Regions from separate parts of the Homo sapiens genome. Here region 2 is linked to region 1. Evidence: chromatin loops called from intact Hi-C (ENCODE). Cell type or tissue: PC-9. All regions are shown on one strand. Each heading gives the region's core, and the rest is flanking DNA. Links, peaks and the distances in the headings are about the cores only.

Region 1 (12,358 bases), core at 2,061-10,060:
GCGGGGGGGAGTAATAAACATTCTTTAAAGTTATCCCAATTCAGCTGAACAACGTTTGTTTAGTATCTACTTCATTCAAGGCACTAATTTAATGTGTTTTATCCTGATTTCTTTCAGTGGCTGCAGGTTTTTCATTAAAGTTGATTTTTCCTGGACTTTCCTGAAAGGTTTCTTTCTTTGGCAAGGATTTAACAAGAGCCATATCAGCATATAATTTTATTTGTGTTGTCTTATCAACACCCTGCAGCATGTGTACACTCTACCAGACTGTATGAAATGGCAAAGTAATAGCTTTTTTTTTTTTTTTCTGGAGACAGTCTCTGTCTGTTGCCCAGGCTGGAGTGCAATGGCGTGATCTTGGCCCACTGCAACCTCCACCTCCTGGGATCAAGTGATTCTCCTGCCTCAGCCTTTCTAGTGGCTGGGATTACAGGGGTCTGCCACCACGCCTGGCTAATTTTTGTATTTTTAGTAGAGATGGGGTTTTGCCATGTTGGCCAGGCTGGTCTTGAATTCCTGACCTCAGGTGATCTGCCTGCCTTGGCATCCCAAAGTGCTGGGATTACAGGCTTGAGCCACTGCGCTTGGCCCAATAACTTTATCATTGTTTTTTCTAATTCCCACTATAGACTCAGGGCCCTGCGGCAGGACAGAAAGCCAATGGTATCTGAGGCGATGGCTGACCATGAATTTGGCCACACCAGTGCTCCTCATCCTTGGACATGGTATGGAGTGATTTACGGTTTGATCCTGGAGTTAGAGTGCTTCAATTCCAGTTGCTGCTCTACTCCATACTAGGACATGCCTTTGCTTCCCTACTTGAGCAACGGAATAATAGTATTACCTCAGGGGATGGCTGAGGAGTAAGCGAGGTCATGCAATGTAGAGAGTTTAGCATAGTGTCTGGCGTAAGGTAGTTCTCAAATATTAGCTATTATTGCTCTTATAAAATGTGAAAAGTTGATTCTTGTAAATTCCAAGAACTGAGCTTTCGCTTCTATAGTTGGTACTGCAAAAGCAATAGGTGTTTTGTTTTCCAAATATAAAATGGCATATTAATTACACTTTTTCAAATGAAACATCCTTTTGGATATTCTCATACCAGCTCCTCTTAGGAGAGGCAGGCTCGCTTGCTTGAGAATCACTGGTCCTGGGCCCAGATAAGAGTAACTGTAACTGCCTCCAGAGTCATCCAAATTTCCAGGACCTTCCCCCAACCCTGGAGCTCAAACTAACGAAACCAGTCTGTTAGGAAACTAGAGGGGGCTGTCTTTTACAGATGTGGGTAGCCTCGGGAATTTTGGCTTGTCCAGAGGAAACCAGGTTCAGGCTGTTGGCCCTAAGTTCTTGCAAAATCAAGTGTTGCCTTTTGTGGGTATGTGGTGTGGATGTTCTTAGAGATAAGAGCCAGGTAGGAGAGGCCATGCAGAAATCCGGTTTCAGAACTCCATAAAAACTAGGGGAGGCTGCTCTTCTCAGGAGAGTGAAACAGTCTTCCCACAGAAGATGAGCTGGAGGCTGAGTGTCATGGCTTACACCTGTAATCCCAACACTTTGGGAAGCTGAGATGGGAGGATTGCTTGAGGATGGGACTTTGAGACCAGCCTGGGCAACAACAAAGGGGGACCCCCATCTCTACAAAAACTAAACAATTAGCTGGGTGTGATGGTATGCACCTGTAGTCCCGGCTAGTCGGGAGGCCGAGGCGGGAAGACTGCTTGAGACTAGGAGGTCAAGACTGCAGTGATCCATGATCTTGCCACTGCGCTCCAGCCTGGGTGACAGAGTGAGACCTTGTCTCAGAAAAAAAGAAGGCAAGCTGGGAACATTGTGAGGTTTGTTTCTCTGTAGAGCATGGAGGAAGGGAAATAATTTGGTGCCAGGGAAACACGCTTACTGCTCTTTCAGAACTTTGTTTTGAAATGGCATCTAGATTTCAGCAACATGCTCGCACTTGAAAAATGAAAACATTGGACAGAGTTGGTGTTTACGAGTGTGAACTTGCTCTGGCATTTAGTGTAATTTTTTTGGCTACGTAACTGCCATTCTTCCCATCTGCTCCCTGAAGCAAATCTTTGTGAAAGAGGAGTTCCAGCTGGAGATTTTAGTTGCTTGGTTCAAAATATGCTGCCGGTGGGAGAGGGAAGGGGTTTCCCTGTCTCCATCTGAGAAGTGTGTTACATGGAGACTTACCTGTGAACAGGAATGAAGAAAGGAACTATGAATTTGCAACCACAGAGATCAATGTGATGTGGACACATTTGGATTTTTCTTGGGGGTAATTAGGGTTTAGCCCAGGCTCCTCCTGGTGGGAGGATGCTCTCACCAAGCCCCAAGCAAGGGCTTTAGAAGTGTGTGCTTACTTTCCCTGGGTCTTAATTAGGGGCCTGGGTGGCTTGTTAAATCTCATATACCTTCTGTGTAATAGTTTCTGACCTTCACTAGAACGCTTGTTTTTTGAAGAGAGAAGTGCTGTATTGGGGGCCCTTGTAGGGGTTACTGAAATTCAGGTAATCAACAAGTAATATTTTAGAATAAGCATTCACAAGATTGCATGTGACGTACTTGTACTAAAAAAAAAAAATCCATTGTTGATCTGAAATTGGAATTTAACTTGGGTCGTGTTCTGTTTTGTTTTGGCTGAATCCGGCAACACTAGTTCCGTGGGGCCAGGTGACCTGAGCTGGGGTGAGGTAGCAAATGCCAGGATGATAGTAGGGTTCATTTCCTGGTAGTTTCTGATGGTGGCTTGTGATAAGAAAGTGGCACCAAGGAGCTGCCTTCCTGAGAAGTCTGCTAAATTACAGAAAGCTGTTTGGAATCAGAAAGGAGCCAATAACCTGATTAAGAGCACCCTTGCATTTCTTCCTCATTGGGCAATGGGAAATTGCCTGGGAGGATCCAGCCTTTACCATTAACCTTTCCTTCTTGGAGGACCGGCTCCAGTGGCTTTGACCAGTTATGTGGTGGCCTGGCATGCTGTCATCTGTGCTAGCCACTTTCCTATAATGTCTGCTCTTATGCTTCCAGCGAAGAGGGGGGCACCAAAATGTTGTTGTTTTGAGGGCTGATAGCAGGGAGTGAAATCAGAAATCCTGTGTGAAGGTTAGTGTAACTGGGAGATTGAAGGATGTAGTGAGAAGGGAAACTCCATAGCCAGACAGACCTGGTTTCAAAGCCTGGGACCAGCACTTGCTGGTTGTTGGATCTTGGAACAAGGGCTCAGTTTTCTGGTCTCTGAAATGGGGTTGCTAGTGATGCTTACCTCACAAGGTTGTGCTGAGGGTTAAATGAGCTAGTATAGTCAAGGCTTTTACATAGTGTGTGTTATTCGGTACAAGCTGAATTAATGACAGTGCTTACTGCCTCATCAACATGTGAGTTCTAGGTACTCCATGTCACCTACATGCTCATGTTTGTCTTTTAAATCTTGCCACTTGCCCATTGAAATAGGATATCTTGCATGCCTCCTTTTTGACGGAGAGCTGGCTGGCTCTGAGGCTCCTTCTAGAAGGACTCTGGGGTTTCTTGGCACCATAATCAATGGCTGCACTTGATCTTATTGGCTGCAGCTCCAATATGGGGGTAGGGTTTTGGGTTCCTCATTATTTCATGACCTTCTACTCCAAACCTCTACATATCAACATTAAATATCAGTACATGCATCATGATTGCTCTGCAAAGCCAGCTTCAGACAAGCTCCTAAACCTCCAGTCAGACTGTGGCCCCAGGTCCCTGAGTAAAGATCTTGGGAGCCACCACTGGGCCAGATGAGAAGTACTTGAGAGACCCAGCATGACCAGCCTCTCCTGGCAGGAGCCCCCAAAGTCTCTGGAGCACAGACTGTGTAAGAACACAAATAAAACAAATACAGAAGCCATTCTGAATGTGTCAGCATTTACAAGAAAGGTACTGTTAATATTCTATAGATAGCTCTGTGGCTCATGGAATGTGTTGATGTATGTATTGCAATAAAGGAAGCATGGGTAGATTAAAGGGCAGATTTAATGGAATGGCTAGGCTTTTAGAAAGGACATTAAAAGAAAGTTCCAGTGAGATTTTCACATAATTGATTACACATGAGGATGGAGGAGGCTTGTTTAGTGGGCTGGTGCATAGGCTGTGGGCTGTAGAGGCCGAGGCTGCCCAGGAATTCAGGCCCTGGGAGAGGCAGTGCCGGTGCAGGTCCCTTGGCCTCATTGGCCTATTCCTTTACCTGGCGGCTGCATCCAGCCTTGCTGCTCGGCCTGCCGCTGCCCTCAGAGAGTCAGCTGGCTGGTGGGTTGGCTGACAGCAGTGTTGTGTGCTGAATTCCTTTCCAAGGAGGAGGAGGAGATGCCAGCTATTCCATACATCATCCTCTGCCACCTGCCAAGGAGGCGAGATACTGCTGGGGAGAAAACAGCTTTTACTCATTCCTTTGTATTTGGGCCTGAATACCAGCCAGAAGCAGTGGGGTTTGGTTAGTAAGTCTGTCGCAAATCATGCTAATGGAAGTGCTGTGTAGAACATCAGGGCTGGGGAGTGTGTGATTGTTGAAAATTTCAGGCAGGGTGTTATCCTCCCCAGTGTTCCACTTAAGGAGCTGCTCTGCTGCAATCACATCATTGTGGCTGGGTGTGAGCAGCCTGCTCTGACAGGAAAGGACAGGCAAGGTTCGGGGTGGGGAGCACTCGGAGGTCTGTGATGTGATTAGTGGAGGGTTAGCACGGACAAGCTGTTGGCCTGGTCTCTTGAGTAGTGAACCCAGATGGGAGAGACAGTTTGCCGAATGCACAAAGACAAAGGAGAGCAGGACAGTTACAAGTGCCACCCTCAAACTCCATCAGACGGTGCTAGGTGAGGTTTCCCTTGGACTTATACCATCTGACAAGTTGGCCAAATTAGACATCATACTCAAAGAAAGGGCCCACCATGTTCAGGGAGAAATCTTTCAGTCCTGGGGCATAGAGGTTTGCCATTGTCTTCCCTCTGCCTGACTTTGGTGCGTCCTGGCACTCAGCTTTCACGGTTGGCCCAGGTCTGAGTTTCATGTTGCTCCCATCTGTCCCTTTCACCTGGAGAACCTGTTATACTTCATGACCTGCTGACATCCTCCTCCAGTAGGTAATGTGTGGTGCTAGAGGCCCTTCATTTTACCAGTGATATCAGAGGTGTACTGGAGGCAGAAGAGTCGCCCACAGCAGAATGGCTCATGGTGAAACCTGCAGAGGTTATCTGAATGAGTCCTTCCTGGTTTACATGAGCTATCTTTAGGAAAGCAGGGGCTTCCATTTTTCCACTAACATTGCCCAAATGCCTCTCCTTTCCCACCTTGTCCCAAACACACACCTGCACCCCTCCTTGGCTCCCTTCTTCTCTCCCTAGGTGACTAGATTAGTAAATCTGAGTTAAATACACTTGAAGGGGCCTTGGTGTTTTTTAAGCCGTGGTGCTGAACCAGCTTCTCCTGCTGCCTGCCCTCCTGAGTCATTGCCTGGCCTAGTTGCCAGTAAGAGTTGGGAGGAGGGAAAGGTGACTAATAACAAGCATGGGGGAATCTTTAGCCTGGAGAGCGATTTTCCTGCTTTCTTTACACCAAGTCATTGTGTGGAAGGAATGCGTGTGTGTGTGTGTGTGTGTGTGTGTGTGTGTGTGTGTGTGCATGCTGGGGCCTTTTCCAAAAGCAAGTGCTTTCTCAGCATCACCTGGGGCCCTTGCCACAGGAGGATGTTCTGAGGTCATGCTCTTTTCCTTCTTGTTGTCAGACTCGAGTCCAACATTAGCTTTGTTATTCCGGCCAGATGAGGAAGGAGACCATTTGGAAGTCATTTTTCACCATGTTCTTGGGCTTACTAATCCGATCACCTTTCTTGTCAGATCAAAGGTGATTGTTAAGTGTACTAAATTCTTCACACAGGACTTTTGCCCTTTTTTCAAATTTCTGTTTCTCCAAAACTGTAAAAATGAGCATAGATGCTTTCAAAATGAAAGTCCCTCCACAAATAACCCTAATGGAAAGGGAAACAACATCCTTCGGTACACTTCTTGCTTTCTGGGCCCTCAGAGAAGGGATCGGTCTGGGAGAAAGGGATTGTGTATCCAAACTGGACACCTCCAGCCAGCCAGAAAAGAGGATCTGTGCCTTTATTTATACTGTATTTACACAGCTCGGTGACCATTGAAGAAGTCTGTTTAATGAAATGCTGGAGTCGTTTTTAGATGGGCCTGTTGGAATCATTATGAGTAAACACGTGTAGAGATTTATTTTCCTTCTCCCAGAGGTCTCTTGGAGGTCCCTGAAGATAAATATTTGCATGGTTTCCAGTTTATACTTCCCCAGCCTAATGTGGTGCTGAGGCAAGTGGTTTGCCTCCTTTCACTGAGCTTGTTAACATGCACAGGACCCCTGTCCTCCCAGGGCGGGCTGTGACATTCTAACCCTGCCTCAGAGACAGTGCCTGGGTGGGCAGCCACTTGACCAACCTAAAGGCTAGTGCAGGCGTGGGCTTGTTGCTGTTCCAAGCAACCACACGCGGTAGTTGGTGGAGTGGACCAGCTTGAATCTAATGGTTTACCTTGCGTTCATGAAGCCAGGTCCTGCGTGAATCTGCATGGCTGCCCCAGTGTTATGGAATGTGGGGGCAGTGGACATAATTCTCAAGTGTCCTGAGAAATGCAGATCTCTGGAATTCTCAGTGTTCTCTTTGGGAAGCTGATTTACACTTGCTTTTCAATTGTTTTCCCTTCAGACCCTTAATCCAAAACAAACCAGGAGATGTTACCAAAGACATGGTTTAAACAATTTTTTTGATTGGTCTTTGTCTCCTTTCTTGGTTTAAAGTGAGGGGACAAGGAATTGCAGGGTGTTTCATGTTTATACTATATGCATTTTATTTAACTACAAGTTAGGAAAGTAGACCCAAGGTTACCCCATAAAAGACATGACTGGTTATTTGAGAGTATGTTATTAGCATAAAATGGGGTGAGGAAGAGGTCTGGGACTGTTCGATTTATTTTGTGGCTCCCTACTGGAGCACAGCAGAGGTCTTAGAAATTGATGTCAATAAATTTCAGAAATATTTTCATCTCAGAGTCAAAATGTTCTTTACCATAAGGTAGTGATAGTATTTAACCTAAGAAATACAATATGCTCATGTCTAATCTTCAGTTGGGTACACAAATTCATGGAGAGGCTTAAGGAAGACTGAAGTCACCTTTCATTCAGGGATTTGGGAAAAGGTTATGGCAGCTTTAATTCAGCATTATAGATATGTCAATCTAACTATGTATTGCCCCTGAAAGCATGGCTACTGCATCCTGCAAGATTTTGCAGCTGACCTTTTTAGGTTGTTGTTGGACATCCAGGGCTGAATGCTGTCATGAAATTCTGCTCCTTGGTAGCTCACCATCCACCGTAAGCTCACCATCCACTGTATGTGAATTGTCCCTAAGTGAGAAAACAGACTGCAGCAGGCCAGTGAACTTTTTGAGAAACTGGCAGACCAGCAGACATTCTGGCGCCAGCAGGACACCAGTGGGAACTGAAGGTCTTTGTACCAGGAATAAAACAGTGCTTCTTCCTTGAAGGAGAGGGAGCCTTGGCACTTGGAAAACCCTTGGTAGGAATTGGGTAGTGAAGCTTGAGGGAAGGGCCTGGAGACTGGTGAGTAGCTCTATGTGTAACCGGGGAGAGGAATTTCTTCTCCTGGGTGAAACAAGGGATGTAGGGGTGAGAAGGGAGTGGGGACAGTAGCTGAAAGTGTCAGTCAAGAGGTGTCCTCTCTGGGTGGAAACCCTCTCGTTTTCAGTGAAATCTCTCAGGAACTGCTTCATGGCAGCAGATTTTGAGAACCAGTGAAAGGGCTGCATTTTGCATTAGGGTCGGTGGGGGAACTAAAAGAATCACAGGCAGATGCAGGGCCTGGGAATTGGCACGATTCAGGGGTAGGGGAGTGAGGAGGAGTTTCGGACATTCCTAGACTGCAGAATTGGTGGATTCAAGACAATTTCACCCAGATCTTACAGGGCAGAGATCCACACCTGTGGGTCATGTGTTTGAAACAAGGTCCACAAGCAACCCCGTGGGTCCATTCTGTTTTCCCCGAAGAATACTGAATGGGATGGGAGGTTCCTGGGGAGCGTGCTTTGACCCTGGGACAGCGCACGGGAGGAAGGCCCCGCACAGTCTGGCTGCCTGGGGGTCTTGTCGCCTGGGGGCGGCGGAGAGCGCCAAGGCAGCCAAAAGAAGCTTGTGTCGTGGAGCAGCGGCGGGCACGGGGGACACTGGGGGGAGCAGCGGCGGGCATCTGGAGGCATCGGGGGACAGCGGGGGACATTGAGGGGCAGTGAGGGCGGCCGAGTTGTCGGCGGTGGGCGGCGCCGGGGGAGCCGCGCTCGGGGACAGCTGGCGGCTCAACGGCAGCATCGGCAGCATCGAGAAAGGTGACGAGTTCTGCAAATAACAGCTGCGGAGCAATCGTTATGTTTGGACAACGTGGGAAGGGCCATTGTTCACAAATTGTTCTCTTCAACAACACCTGCATGCACAGATAATAATCCATTGTCGGTCTCCGGCTTCAAAGACAAAAGGCAGCCGCGGAGGGAGGAGTCAGCAGAGCCTGGAGATAACAGGACCACTTTGCAACCGGGGAGAGTGCAAACGAGGACTCCAAGTCGCGTCCCGGGTCTGCCGCGACGGTCGCTCACCGCAGGGGTCTCCTTCCTCTTCTGGCAGCGAGTGCGACCTCTTTTATCCTAGCAGGCCACCACCTTCGCGGCAACAAACATCATTTCCTATGCAGTTGCAAAGCATGCTCCCTTGCAATCAGCGATCAATACTGGCAAAGTGGCTCCAGGATAGGAAAGGTCGCACGTGTGTTGGTAAATGGAAAGGTTTATGAGGCGCAGGTGGTCGTGCTCCGCGGAGATTGTGGTATTAGCATGTCAAAGACAAAACGGAACCAAGGTATACAGGCACAGAGTCTCTTCCTGGGGCTCCGGGAAAGCTTGGCACGACCCTCTTGAGCCTTCAGTTTAAAATGAAACGCTGGCGCCAGATGTGGCCACCACATTGCTGATAAGTCCAGTACCTTCCGTTTGTGCAAAGCTTTGTGATTTAAGGTTAAGTAGTTTTGCTTACTTCTCTCATTTGAGCCTTATAAAGACAGTGTGAAGTCTGTAGTGAGTAAAAGCCCTATTTTAACAGAAAAGGAACCAAGGGACCAAGTTGGAACTTGAATCTGGGGTCTACTGATGTTCCATTCACTACACTGCTTGGTATAACTGCATATCAGGTTATTTGGATTTTATTTTATTTTTTTCTTTTTCAGCCTTTATTCAGTAACTACTACCAGATTAGGTAATAGGCACATAGAGACATGAGACATACATTCCCTACCTTGCTATGCTGTTCAACATAGTAGCACGTGGTAATTTAAATTTAATGAAAAGTCAATAAAATTTAAAATTAACTTTCTCAGTACAACTAGCCATATTTAAAGTGCTCAGAAGCCATATGTGCCTAGTGGCTGCTGTATTGGGCAGGGCAGAAAGTTCTACCGGGCAGCACTGTGTCTACAGGCTAACAATCTAATGAAGATTAAAGACAGTCTCACTTCTTTTCTGTCCTATTTGCTACTTCCTTGCAGTTCATTCGTTCCTTGGTACATGTGTGCCTCTTGCTTTCTAAAAGACACCCTGAGCAGTTTCCAGCTTTATTGAGGTCAAATGTGCATGCAATGGATGCATCCATTCTCATGCACAAGTCAATGAGTTTTGACTCTTGAACAATTGTGTGAACACCACCATAATCAAGACACAGGACATTTATATTTTAGCAAAATATTCCCTGTGTCCTTTCCCACTCATTCTGTTACCGGAAAGGGGTCCCGATCCAGACCCCAAGAGAGGGTTCTTGGATCTCGCACAAGGAAGAATTCAGGGCAGGTCTGTAAAGTGAAAGCAAGTTTATTAAGAAAGTAAAAGAATAAAAGAATGGCTACTCCATGGCTCTAGACAGAGCAGCCCCGAGGGCTGCTGATTGCCCATTTTTATCGTTATTTCTTGATTATATGCTAAACAAGGGGTGGATTATTCAGGCCTCCCCTTTATAGACCATATAGGGTAACTTCTGACGTTGCCGTGGCATTTGTAAACTTATGGCACAGGTAGGAGTGTAGCAGTGTGGACTCCCAGAGGTCACTCTCCTAGTCATCTCGGTTTTGGTGGGTTTTGGCCAGTTTCTTTACTGCAACCTGTTTTATTAGCAAGCTCTTTATGACCTGTATCTTGTGCCGATATCCTGTCTTATTCTGTGACCTAGAATGCTTTAACCATCTGGGAATGCAGCCCAGCAGGTCTCATCCTCATTTTTACCCAGCCTTTATTCAAGATGGAGTTGCTCTGGTTCAAATACCTCTGACAATTCCTCCCCCCAACCGTTGTTCAGGCAAGACTGCCCTATTTTCTGTCATTATATATTAAATTTTAGTTTCTAGAATTTTAAATAAATGGAATTATGTAATATTTATTCTTTTATCTGGCTTCTTTCCCTCAGCATAATGTTTTTGAGATTCATCCATGTTGTTGCATGTATCAGGAGTACCTTTTTATTGCTGAGTAATATTCTTTTGTATGGATATATCACAATTTGTTTATTCACTCACCTGTTGATAGACATTGGGGTCGTTTCCAGTTTTGGCTATTATGAATAAAGTTGTTATGAACATTTACATGCCAGCTTTGTGAGGACATGTTTCCATTTCCTAAAAGTGGAATTGCTGGGTCATATGGTAAATATACGTTTACCTACATAAGAAACTGCTAAACTGTTTCCAAAATGACTATGACATTTTGCATCCTGTTTGGCAAAGCTGCAGGATACAAGGTCAACATATAAAAATCAATTCTATTTCTATATGATAGCTATGAACTGTCTATTTCAGAAATAGAATTTTTAAAAGCACCATTTATAGAAGCATAAAAATATGCAATAGGGTGAAATTTAGCAAAATATGTGTATGCTCTGAACACTGAAAACGACAAAATACTACTGAGAAAAATTTTAGAAGACCTAAATAAATGGAGAGAAATATACTGTGCTCACAAATTGGAAAGTTGATCTTCTTTTTGTTTTTTTACTCATTGAGAGAGAGTTCTTGCTATGTTGCCCAGGCGGGTCTCAAACTTCTGGACTCCAGCAATCTTCCCACTTCTGGCTCCTGAGTAGTTAGGATTACAGGTGTGAGCCACCACACATGGCTCTAAAACTTCTTCTTCTTCTTCTTCTTCTTCTTCTTCTTCTTCTTCTTCTTCTTCTTCTTCTTCTTCTTCTTCTTCTTCTTCTTCTTCTTCTTCTTCTTCTTCTTTCTTCTTCTTCTTCTTCTTCTTCTTCTTCTTCTTCTTCTTCTTCTTCTTCTTCTTCTCTTCTTTCTTTTCTTCTTTTCTTCTTTTCTTCTTTTCTTCTTTTTCTCCTTCTCCTTCTTCTTTTTCTTTTTCTTTTCATGACAGTGTCTCACTCTGTCTCCCAGGCTGGAGTACAGTGGCACTATCATGGCTCACTGCAGCCTCAACCTCCCGGGATCAAGCAATCCTCCCACCTCAGCTTCCCGAGTAGCTGGGAGCATGGGCATGTGCCACCATACCCAGTTAATTATTTTTATTTTTGGTAAAGATGGGATTTCACTATGTTGCCCAGGCTGGTCTTGAATTCCTGGGCTCAAATGATCCACTCACCTCAGCCTCCCAAAGTGCTGAGATTATAGGCATGAGCCGCTGTACCTGGCCTTGATCTTCTTAAGATGTCATTTCTCTTCAGATTTTTTTTGTGTGTGTGTGAAACTGACAAACTGATTCTAAAGTTTGCATGGAAATCCAAAGGCTCTAAAATAGTCAAAAAAAAAAAAAAAGATAGAAAAGAACAAAGTTGGGAGATTTACAGGACTGAATCTGAAGACAGAAAGCTATGATAATAAAAATGGTATGGTTCTGATACAAAGAGATTCTAGACAGAAGGTATTGGAGGAGAGCTGGAGGAGGAAAAGATTTAGTTCTATGAGAGAGAATAAAAATAGCAGCTTTGGGCTGGGGATTTGTGGGGAGAACAGAAAGGCGTAATGGAGATTTTTACTAATTTGCTTGCTGTCTCTGGTATGTGATACAATTCTTCCTCTGGTGACAACCGTAAATCTTCAGTAAAGTTCTTAAGGTCAGAGGATGCTTAGGTTAAGTAAAATTTCCATAGAAATCCACGGAAGGTAGAACCAAGATGGTAGACTCAGATGAAGGAAGGGGGATTGAGGGGCAGGGAATATCAAGAGGACATAATAAGATCCAGAAGTATAAATACCATAGTAAGTAAGTGTCTGAAGTAAGATGA
Region 2 (12,358 bases), core at 2,353-10,352, 110 kb after region 1:
CCCCAACAGATAGCAGAGGATTCAGTCACTAATGCCACTGGAATTTGAACTGACTCTGCTGCTGGAGCTTATATGTTTTTGTGCCTGCTTATTCATAAATGTTGGTATGTGTGGCAGAATTCTGAATGAAATCTGCCTTCATTTTCACACACCTCACAGTGAGGTCATTGGGGAGGGGAACTGTGGCTTTTATAGACCTCTAGCTATTGAAGATGGCCATTATCTGCCAAAAATGAACCTGACAGATGTGAATAGCCAAATTGACTTAGGTCAGTTGTCAGCAGCCTGGCCACCATGTTTGGATGGGCAACTGTCCCACAGTTGTGATTACTTAGAGCAGAAGGGGATATTGGTCTAAGCAGTGGCAATGGGTTCCTTCTCCTGCCAGTTTGGAATTCAGGCTGAGAAATAGGAGTCTCAGGCACTACTTACTGCTGAAGTGGAGGGAATGTAAGCCCACGAGTGATGAGGAGGACATGTGGGTGGCCAGGGAAGAAAGATGGTCTGCCGAGAGAAAAAGAGGGAGTGCACATGCAGGCAGGGATAGAGACCACGGGGCCCCACCAAGAGGGAGGGTGTGAGGGGCGGGAGTGAGGCTGCAGGGAGCTCCCGTGGCTCCTGCTGGCTTTCTGGTTCTAGGTTTTCAGCTCCTTGGGATCATCTGACTGGTCTTCCTGCCCTGAGGTTCCAGGATACACTCCTCTATCCTACAATAAATGACTCCCTGTTATTGATTAAGTCAGTTGTGCCCATCTGAACTCATTCAGGTGACCCTAATGAAGGCAGCACTAAGATCAGAGAGCAGAGGTCACTTGGGGCCAGTTTTGTCAGGTTTAAAGAAGTAAAGACTCTGAAGGTACACAACATAGTCAGCATCCAAGGTAGAAAACATGCACACCTATGGCTTGCTTCATGGGAGAATAAATTAGTGGAAATATGTTTACTAAAGAGAGTAGTTTTGATTATGTATTATATTAGAGTACATAGTTAAGTCATCTACTATGTAAGGTCCCAGCTTTCTTTTCTCTTGATGTAATTAGCTATTAGGTTTATGTTAAGCCTTATTGCTGTTTTGTTTTGCTTTTTAAATCCATCAGCATTTAAAGAAAAGAAAAAGCTGGGCTATAATGGAGAGAACACGAAAGATTAGGCTGTGTTGAGAACACCAGATTCTTACTAAACACCTACTCTGGGCAGCCTGGTATAGTGGAAAGCACTAATTCTGAGCTGAGAGGCCCACGTCAAGTTTTGGTTTAGTCTCTTCCTCAGAGTTCTCAGGCAAATAATTTCATCTTGTTTGGGCTTTTCTAGATTGTCTGTAAAACAAAGGGGCTGGAGTAGATATACTTTAAGATCTCCTGTAGCTCCTAAGGGCTATGATGTAGGATGTGCTGGGCATTATGCTATATTCAGTGGCCAACAGAAAAATGGGGACAATCCCAGGCCCTCATGGAGGTCAATGTTCAGCAGGTAAAATATGCATACAACCTTATTTAGTTTACAAAGAGGCAAAACACTACAGGAAAACATTTAACTTCCTCCAATAATTGTTGACTTAAAATACAAACTTAAATACCTTTGAAATTGGATGCTGAGAGGTTGATCATCTAAGTAAAGAAAGATCATCTAAAATAAAGGTAAGGCAAGGGCCCAAGAATACCTCCTCTTCACAGTTAGGGACCTTAGTTTTCCTTCTTTCTGTATTCCTAAAAATAAATAACCAGATAGAACTCTTTTACTTCCCCCCACCCCAAATCACCACATTTAACTTTTCAAATGGGAGAATCAGCCATTTAATGGAAAATCTGAATTTCGCATGGAGGATGAAACATAATAAAGGGAGAATTAAATCACAAGGCACCGAACAAGTATCTTCTGCCCCCTTACAGAGACTAGGCCCCTTTTTTGTAGAATTCATTTGAAAAATGGGGTAATGTGTGCCTACCCCACTTGCTTATTATCATGAACATTATCTTTAACACAATAGGCAATTTAATTCTGTTAATGATAATTTAATAATTTACAAAAAAAAATTTAATGCACAGGAGCCCTCCTTTATCCCCAATTTTTACATGAAGAAATGAGGCCCAGGGAGGTGAATCAGTTAACGTAAGGCCACACATTTGGTGCCTGGCAGATCCAAGGTTAGAACCATCCGCCTATATAAGCCCAGAAAATCCAGTGGACTCCATGGACTACAGGCAAGCAGATTTCTGGAGAGCACGTGTGAAATCTACATAGTGGGACAAAGCTTATGATTAAACATGGCAGACCTAAGCTTCTGCCTTCCAAAACCCCAACTAAAAATTCTAGTAGAGGAATAAAAAGGTACTAGTGCACAAAACCAGATACCAACTAAAAATTCTAGTAGAGGAATAAAAGGGTACCAGTGCACAAAACCAGATACCCTGGAAGAGGAGCTACACAGATTTTGAATTGGCTCCATGGTGTAGACAGATGGAAAGCAGGTGGAGGGGTGGTGATTGGTTTAGTCTTCAGAGGGCATTCCAAGGAGGAGTGTGCCATACCCACCCCTTTTCCTCCCAGCAGAACCTCAGAAAGGTTGAGGTTCTGGGGCACCAAGTGCTGCAGGAGGCAGGAAGGAGTTTGGCAACTGAATGCAGGGGGCTGCTTAGAAGTCTGGAATTAGATCCCTAAGTGTTCTCCCCGACTGGGCAACCACACAATTCCTCTCCCTCCCCTTCCTCTGCCACCTGCTTGCATAAGGCTGGAAGTTTTTCTCTAGAGATGTGGAACCAAAAAGGCTATGAACATAGCCACATTAGCACAGAGGAGGGCAGGAGTGAGGTTTGGAGCTGGTACTGGGGGAAAGTGAAAGTCAGCACTGACAATGATTGAATGGAGATGATGACCCCAGCTAGCCCCTGCCTCTTTCGCAGCCAGGCAGGCATCCTCTCCAGCCAGAGAGCAGGGATTCTGTCTGCCATGGGGGAACTGAGCTGCAGACAGAAGACCGACTAAAGTCCATTTGGGGCCCTACTCTGAAAAGGCTGCCTCAGTATTAGGTTTCTGTCAGTGAAATTCACCAGCTCACAAGCCTGCCCACGTGTCTCAAAGCAAACCCATGAATCAGAGTTTTGGATCTTCGTCTTCAATAAGAATGGGCATGCGAGGGCCACCTGATTCTGGAGGAAAGACTTCAACATAAAAGAGATCAAAATCATTCAAATGGGAAAAAATACTTAGGAGAAACAAACAATGAAAGGGAACAGAAGTAACCTTTATAAACATACAAAAACTTATTTGATATTGGTAGGGAGATAAGAGAGGGTGCTGTACCCGTGAATCCAGAACAGGATGCTTTAATTCAGAAATCATCAAAGGACAAGAAAGAAAGGTCTTAAAAGCCCTAAAAAAAAAAACACACACACACACACACACAACAACAACAACAACAAACTCCCAGAAAAATGAACAAATGAACAAAAAAACATGGACAACAGGGAAGACATGATAAGAAAATGAAAGGATTGGTCCTGGAGGGCTAACATTCACCTAAGAGGAATTCCAGAAAGACAAAATAAAGAAAATGAAAGTGAAAGAATGGGCAAAGAAATATTACCAGAATATTTCCTGTGGATTTGAAAAGATCCATGCCAGCTTATACCACTTTGGAATTTCAGAAACCGTGAATGAAGAGAAGACCGTAAACATTTCCCTAGACGGATAAAACAGGTTCTGTTCAGAGGAACAGAAAGTAGAAGGGCACAGGATTTCTCAGTAGCAACCCTGCACACCAGAAGGCAAAGGAAGTAAAATGATAGTGCACTCCTGTCCTCAGCATTGAGCAATTATCTAATAATGGAAACACAGAGGATAGATTTAACCAAAAATTATAATTTATCTATATCGAGAGAATAGAGGGAGGCAAAATATGGAGGAAAGTGTAAGAAAGAGTCTCCTAGCCTAATGGGAAGCTTATTGATGTCCCTACTGGATAACTCAATAGCAGCACAAGCATTTTATTTAGAAATTTGAAGGAGAATATAAGAAACAGCTGAAAGGGGACAGGTCAGGGGAGGAAAGCAGGAGACTGGCTTTGTCTGTTCCATGATAAGACTTGGACTTTCTAAATCACTTGCATGGACTACATGATAAGATCCCTGTAAGGACTTTGAAGAAAAGATTCCTTTTTTAAATTCCCTGATCTGATTGCTTCGACTTCTTGGAGGACGCAGACTGACCCTCGCTGTCTTACAACCTCTTCATTAATAGGGGATCTGGGTTCCCCTCTCTTGGGGGTATAGGACTTGTCTCTTGGAACAATGAGAAAAATAAGACTCCGCTGGGGCTTTATGCCTACGCTTACACAGGCAGATAAAATACATGAACTTTGTTCATTGTTCTCATGGGGATATTTACAGAGTTCTTTTCCCTCTTGCTGTTTATCTTTTGGCTGGGGTTCTAAGCGGAATGGACTCAGGTGGTGAGTAACGGCTGAATCTCATTGTTCCCCTCCCTTGGTGACACACCCTGAGCCTGTAACCCAGCAGCAGCTTTCGTGCCATGTCTACTGTCCCGTGGAGTAAAGCTAGTCTTGCCTTTGATGTCCTACTGGTTGTAAGGATTTTTTTTCTTTTTTTCTTTCTTTCTTTCTTTTTTTTTTTTTTTTTTTTTGAGACAGAGTCTCGCTCTGTTGCCCAGGCTGGAGTGCAGTGGTGCAATCTCGACTCACTGCAACCTCTGCTTCCTGGGTTCAAGCGATTCTCCTGCCTCAGCCTCCTGAGTAGCTGGGATTACAGGTACACGCCACCAAGCCCAGCTAATTTTTGTATTTTTAGTAGAGATGGGGTTTTACCATGTTGGTCGGGCTGATCTCGAACTCCTGACCTCGTGATCCACCCACCTCTGCCTCCCAGAGTGCTGAGATTACAGGCGTGAGCTAGTGCGCCTGGCTGATTTTTTTTTTCTTGACATTAACATGAACGTGGGTTTGTAAAAATCAATGCGGGACAAATATATTATGAAGAATGAGAGCTTAGGAGTTAAATGTAATGGAAATAAATCCTTGGAAAAGTTGGAGTGAATGAGTGGGGGAAGCTAGGTTAGGCAATGAACTACTGTGGTTCTCTACTGCTGTTTTGTTTTGGTTTGTGTTTTGGATTCTAAGCTATGAGAATCTTCCAATTTAGATTTTAATAGACCTCTTAGAAGTGCTATAGCTCAAGGAAAAGAAGGATATATTCTGCCGATTCTATCTCTTTGGAGTTTGTGTTCTCAAACCTACAAGCAGTGTCTCCTTCCTGTAAATCACAAATTCCTGCAATGCCTCATAAAAGGGTCATCTTCCTTGGACCTTTTATCTGGTGGGAGCTGTGTGCACCACTGAAGGGGAGGAAAGGAGGATGCTGCCAACAGTGATCAGTGACCTTCGGGAGAAGCAGAGGCCACGGACCTCCCAGCAAAGGAGTGGCCCTCTGCCAGGACACAGGGCTCCCTGCCTTCTGCCTCGGCTTCCTTCTCCTCCCCTTGGTGCTTCCTTTCTTTTCCCATTAGGGCTTGAAGTCCATTTTCACCTGATTAAGGGAAGGAGCCCTCACAGACTGCACCTCCCAGGAATGGCCTAGGCTCCACTCCATGAGCTCCCTCCCTCTCCCTCCTCTGCCACCACCTCCTCCTCCTCCTCCTCCTCCTCCTCCTCCTGCTCTTCCTCCTGCTCCTTCTCCTCTTTTTCCTCCTCCTTTTCTCTCTCTCTCTCTCCCCCTCCCTCCCCCTCCTTTTTATAAGATCTAATAAATACATTTTTCAGTTAACTGCTGAATCCTTTAAGGAAAATAGATGTGTACCTCTATAGTTTTGTTGAGACTAGGGGAGATGGGGAATTTATATTTCCTCAACATGTTTTATTTACAATCCTCCTGGTGCTTGAGAAGAAAAACACATGAAGACTGCCCTTGGATAAGATCTGTGCTGAGTTTAATCAAGTGCACTCCAGTCTAGCTCAGCCTTAAACCAGAGTGTGTGGGAGCAGAACTTGCGGTGAAAGCCACATTTGATTAAGAACACTCATTAACATTTGAAAAGCAAATCCGTGTCTCCACTGGGCTTCTACATGTCTGATTTCAAGAAGCTTATCCAGGCCCTGACTTTCTCTTCCAGAAGACCCCTCTCATGACTGTTTCTGCATCTGCCAACAAAATTAATCGCCCTCATCTCTTGCACACTGACAGTCTAGAAGATTCTAGAAGATGCTGGGTTTTTTTTGGTGTTTACCACAAACAAAAGGCCAATGCTTTCAGCAGCTGCCCAGCCAGAGGGGTTTCGGAGTAAGTTTCAACAAATCCAAGTTGAATTACAGGCCACCTTCTCTCTCTGGGGCTGCCCAGTCTTCTTATCAGTAACCTCAGCTTCTGAGGCCAAGTAGGGTATTTTACTTGTCAAAGTAAGTTTGCTTCCTTAAGAAAAAAGGAGAAACAACGCACCACTTTCTTACCTGATGGGAAAATAAATCTTCAGTTTGCAGTTTGGGGAAAATGGTATGGTATTTACATCTTACAGAGTTTTATGTTGCATTTACAGTATTGCTTACAGAATGCAAAAATTTTCTTGTTTCTTACTTAATGCAAAGAAACCAAGGACAAGAGAAGTTCCGTCCCATTCAGTTCATACAATAGTATTTCTTAAACATAACTGGCATCAGGATTACCTGGGATGCCCAGGCATCCTGATTCCATAGGACCCCATTTAGAGAAACACTGACCCTTGTAAGTGTCACAAAATTGGAAACGGCCTTGAAGCTCCTGGGTCCCACCCTTCATTCTACAGAGGGAAGACTAGTCCAGAAACCTGAAGAGGTTCTCCCAGGCTCCTATATCCCACACAACTCCTGCTGCTCACCAGAAGCAGAATCAGGCCCAGATTTTGGTCCTGGGCCCTCTAGGTGTCCTGCCCTGCCCAGCAGCCCTGGCTGTTCTGCAACCTCATTTATTTCCTGCTCTCTTCCTCTCGCCCCTGCCCCACAGTTGCTTCCTCCTCCCTGGTCCCTGTTCTTAGTCTAACCAGAACCCTTAACTTGGGTCTTTCCTTTTCTCTGATCTCCTGGCCCTGCCCATCTTACCATCCTTTCTTATGTTCTACAAATTTGCATGGCATTGAAGTGATGAGAGCCCTCTTTCTTCTACCTGGTGAACTCCTACTCATTCTCAAAACCGAACTCAACTTTTATTTTCTTTACATTTTTTTGAGACACTGTCAAACTCAGTTAATTTGTCCCCTCTCCTAAAATTTTATATGAAAATGGTATTTATCTAGACAGCACTGTATTTAATTAATTTTTGTTTGGCTTCTAGTGGCTTCTCCACTAGAGCATGAGCTCTTTGAAGGCAGGCACCCTACCCTAATAGATCACTCTATCGTTGTATTCCTCCATGACTAGCTATTCTGGTTAAGTATTGTTGTAGGGGGAAGAAAAACTCAAAACTTTAGTGTCCTAAAACAAAAAATATCATTTAATTGGTACATGAATCTACAATGTGGGCAGGGCTCAGCAGGGATGGCTCATCTGTGCTCCATGCAGTGTCAGCTGGGGCAGCTCCAATGGGGCTGAAGTATCTGCTTTCAAAATGTCTTACCCACCTGGCTGGCAAGTTTTTGCAAATTGTCAGTTTCTCTCTGTATGGGTTTCTTCACAGGGCAGCTTGGGCTTCCTCATACGATGGTGTCTGGGTTCTAAAAGTAAGAATCCCTGGAGAAAAGGCCAAATGTCTCAAACCTTTGCAGCACCAGAAAGAGCAGTAGCTCCTGAGGGATTCTAGATTAGATTTCTTGAATTTTCTCTTTTAGATAGTTATTTATTGTTTTCTCAATTGTTTTGGATATATGAAAGTTTTCATACAATTGGGAAAGAAATGGATTCAGAGAATCCCAAGATACATTCCCTTCTTATTCTGAGACACCAGTGTGTAGGCCCTAGGGATGAAAGGAAGACTTACTTTTAACAGTATTCCCTTTTGTACACTTCAGGTTTAGCACCATGTACAAATCATATACAAGTATCTATTTTTTTTATTATACTTTAAGTTCTAGGGTACGTGTGCACAACGTGCAGGTTTGTTATATATGTATACGTGTACCATGTTGGTGTGCTGCACCCGTTAACTTGTCATTTAGCATTAGATATATCTCCTAATGCTATCCCTCCCCCCTCCCCCCACCCCACAACAGGCCCCGGTGTGTGATGTTCTCCTTCCTGTGTCCATGTGTTCTCATTATTCAGTTCCCACCTATGAGTGAGAACATGTGGTGTTTGGTTTTTTTGTCCTTGCGATAGTTTGCTGAGAATGATGGTTTCCAGCTTCATCCATATCCCTACAAAGGACATGAACTGTGGCATAAGTATCTATTTTTTAAGTGTTTAAATTAGAAAATGAAATTTAAATAAAAATTGTACATAATGGGCATGATGGCTGCAACTTTCAAATGTTTCAGAAAGAATAGTAAATGTGTATGAAGATTATGTACCTATGTATACATATACACATACACAGAGAAAGAGAACGAGGCTGGTTGCAGTGGCTCATGACTGTAATCCCAACACTTTGGAATGCTGAAGCAGGTGGATTGCTTGAGCTCAGGAGTTGGAGACCAGCCTGGACAACATGGTGAAATGCCACCTTTACAAAAAGTATAAAAAATTAGCCAAGTGTGGTGGCGCATACCTGTAGTCCCAGCTACTCGGGGGGCTGAGGGCAGAAGGATCACTTGAGCCCAGGAGGTGAAGGCTGCATCGAGCTGAGACTGCACTACTGCACTCCAGCCTGGGTGACAAAGTGAGACCCTGTCTCAAAAAAAAAAAAAAGAAAAGAAAAAGAAATGAGAAAGCAAGTGGGCAAAATGTTAACGGTAGGTGAATCTGGGGAAAGGGTGCACATGTGTAGTTAGTGCTATTATTCTTTGTGCTTGCAAGTTTTCTGTAAGTTTGACATTTTCCAATAAAAAGTTTTCAAAAATCACGATAAAATGAAAGTGGGCCACAGCTGCTGGGCTACCAGCATAATGGCTTGTTTTGGGGAAGGAAGAGTGTTCTGAGCCATTCTCTTTGTTACTTGCTTGATACAAATTTAGGTTTTCATTCACAGACCCTTTTAAAATCATTTCCTGGAGCAAATTCTTTGATGAGTTTAACAATAACAATAATTAGAGAGAAAATCATGGTTAATGCAATAATTATCTCAAAATTGGCAGCATCAAGTTTAGCAGGTGACATCATGAACAGTTCTGTGAACTTTGAATGTGTTGAACTTTGTCTCCTTGGTTTTTAAATGGCAAATTCCTTAAGAGAGGAAAGGAAACTTACATTTACTTAGCATTTCCTAAGACAGGCACTGTGCAAAGGGTTCTAAGTAGATTATCTCATTTATTGCTCTCAAAACCCCATCAGACAGATGTTACCATTCCCGGTTTTACAATTCAGGAAATGGAGACTCATGCAGTGGTTGTCTCAATGCTGATGCTCTTGGCTGCAAGTAAGAAACTTCCATTTGACTAACTCAAACAGCAAGGGTGTTCATTATCTCACATGACACAAGTCTGGGAGCAAGAAGAAAGGATTGAGTACATGCCAGGGATTCTGCTAGCCCCAGCAATATGAAGATGAGTAAGACCTAGCTCCTGCTCATGGGGAACTCACATAGGGATAGAAAGGTAGGCAGATCCACAGTCTGTGGATTTGTTCATAGTTCACCATTAGCTGGTAGTCTATCTTTATTTTAATAGGCACATGTGATTCTTATTAAATGAACACATGGCTTACAGACAGCTATTAAATAAGTCATTGCTTTTTAAGAGAAATATTTATTTGTGCTTCAAACCAATGATGTATTTTTTCATCAAGATTAATAATATTTCTGTATATCTACATATGACTTTATTGGCTTGCATTTTGCATAATCTTACATCATCTTGCTTTTTTGGCCTTATTTGCAAACAGGGCAATTTTCTGGTCGTAAGAATCATGTTCGTGTTAGATCAAAAAAACAGTTTGAGTCATTTTAACACTTTTATTATGAGAAATATTTTTAAAATAAGTATTTCATCTATTTTATTGCAGATAATTCTTTCCTTTGCACAAAAACTGTTATTAGTCTCATGAAAAATAGATGTGTTTAGAACTAGCGCCATGATACATCACTGACATTCTTCAAAAGTTCACATCTGATATCCCATTCAAATTCTTGGTTTTTTTTCTCATAGTTTTCTACAAGCCTCTCTTTATTAGACTCCAGCTTTTGTTGTTTCCTACTTTTTCTTACACTTGTGTTGTAGAAAGCACATTGGATTAGCAACCAGGAGACTTTAATACTAGTTTTAGTTTAGTACAATTTGTTCTGCAGTTTGGCCTCAGCTTAATAAAACAAGACATTTGACCTGGGTCAGAGATGAAAAAAAAATTTTTTTCCTCCCTGCAGCTCTAACTCTGATAGGTAGTAACTGCCTGAATGACTTGTTTGCATTTCCAGGATAAATCCTATTTGGTCATAATGCATTGTCCTTCTTATATGTTATTGGATTCAATTTGCTAAAATTTTGTTCAGAATTCTTGAGTCTTATTTATGAAGAATATGGGTCTGTAGTTTTCTTGCAGTGTCTTTTTCTGGATTCTGTTATTGTACTAATTCTGGCCTCATGCAGTATTGGAAAGTATTCCTTTCTCTTTACTTTTCTGGGAGAGTTTGTGTAGAATTGGTATTGTTTTTTTCTTAAATGTTTGGTAAAATCCCCAAGTGAAGGAATTTGAGTCTGGAGCTTTCTTTGTGGGAAGATTTTAAACTACAAATTCAATTTATTTAACAGGGCTATTTAGGTTATCTGTTTCTTCTTGAGTAAGCTTTTTTAAGTGGGACTAGGGCAGTATTTGGTCTATGGTTAATGTCACCCAGTGCCAAGTGAAGGCCCTTTTGAGTAGTCTACCTGATACCCTGTGAGTTATGAGGTCTGGCTAGTGAGAACAGGCATTGTTCCCAGCCCTAGGTGAGCTCCCTGTACTCCTTATTCCTTAATTATTTCAGGTAATTCTTTCCTACTGTCAGGCAGTTTCTTCTCATTTATATCGAACAAATAGTCAACTGAATATTTAGGGGGATCCTCTGCAGATTTCCAGAGTCCTCTCTGCAGCTCTCTCCTCTCTGGTATTCCACCCTGTGAGCTCTAGCTACCTCGGCCTCCCCAGTTTCCTCTACTCAGAGAGACAGCTGACTCCATCTGGGTTTCTCCTCCTTGCACTGTGGCCTGGAAACTCTCTCAATGCAGTAAGCTGGGAAAATCTTAGGGCTCACCTCATCTGTTATCCCATCTTTCAGGGATCACTGCCTTTCATTGCCTGATGTCCAATGTCTTGAGAACTGTTGTTTCATATATTTTGTCTGATTTTTTCGTTGTTTGGAGTAGAAGAATAAGTTCGGTTTCTGATCCTCCATCTTGGTCTATAATGGATGTCTCCAGATTGGATAATTTTTACAAGTTCATTTAAAATTGTGATTCCAGACCTCCAAAATCACCTTCTTTGGGTGATTTTTAGATAGACTTTGGTTACTTAAATTCTGTTTTTAATTTTGTGTTTGACAGTTTCTTCATTCTAATATCTGCTGTCCTATAGATAGGTTTTGGCATTCTGCTTGCTTCAGAAAAATCCAAAGCACTTCCACCTGTCTCTGTGTGTCCCCTGGCATGGAGGAGGGCAGACATCCACCATGTTCCACAGGTGACCCTTCTGAGGCGAGAGGAGTATGTGATTTGTTCAAGGTAGAATATTTCAGTAGTAGCAGAATTCTAGAAATTGATTAAGGTACTTGACCCTTGGGTCAGAGAACTGAGCCGCCCTCTTTCTGCATAAAGTCACCTTTTGGGTACCCAGGACATTTTAATCTTGTTGGCATTCAGTCTGCAAATAAAGCTGACTCATAAGTATATCCATTAAACACATTTTAAAAAGAATACTTGGAAGTTTCCTATCCTGCTGATGTCTAAAATTTCAAAATCAACTAGTCATTTATTTGGGTAAAGCAATCCTCTTCTAAGCATTTCTTCCATAATCCAGTTGCATCTCAGGGAAATAATGTAAGTTAACATTCTATTTTAATTAACTACTTAGATTTTTTTTTCTCCTACAATAACAGGAACAGGTGAAAACCCTCATGTCAGTAAGCAGGGTATAAAAGGTGGGGAAAAGTGTCCGGAGATGGCTTTACCTGTGAGTCAGCTTTATTTGCACACTGAATGCCAACAAGATTAAAATGTCCTGGGCACTGAAAAGATGACTTTTTGCAGAAAGAGAGTGGCTCAGCTCTCTGACCCAAGGAGTAAATCACCTTAATCAATTTCTGGAATTCTGTTGTTACTG

What was found. Peaks named below come from ENCODE experiments on the same cell type or tissue, not always from the same donor. Only the 100,000 strongest peaks of a DNase experiment are listed, where the experiment ranks them.
Region 2: it touches region 1 in a loop (2.7-fold over the local background); 3 of 110 quality-filtered maps call a loop at or near these places.

What each region holds. Positions count from the first base shown.
Region 1 is chr2:172,226,613-172,238,970 of GRCh38, forward strand. No RefSeq gene overlaps it. Among named protein-coding and RNA genes, the nearest start is that of DLX2-DT, 130 kb to the left of the region's middle. RefSeq lists a silencer at 8,369-8,663. In PC-9, for the core only: no CTCF peak of the experiment used is centred there; DNase peaks (open chromatin) are centred at 2,739, 5,089 and 5,519; H3K4me3 peaks cover 777 bases; H3K27ac peaks cover 2,542 bases.
Region 2 is chr2:172,336,837-172,349,194 of GRCh38, forward strand. All of the region lies in intron 4 of LOC107985960 (a long non-coding RNA gene), which reads left to right. Among named protein-coding and RNA genes, the nearest start is that of ITGA6, 85 kb to the right of the region's middle. In PC-9, for the core only: no CTCF peak of the experiment used is centred there; no DNase peak of the experiment used is centred there; H3K4me3 peaks cover 522 bases.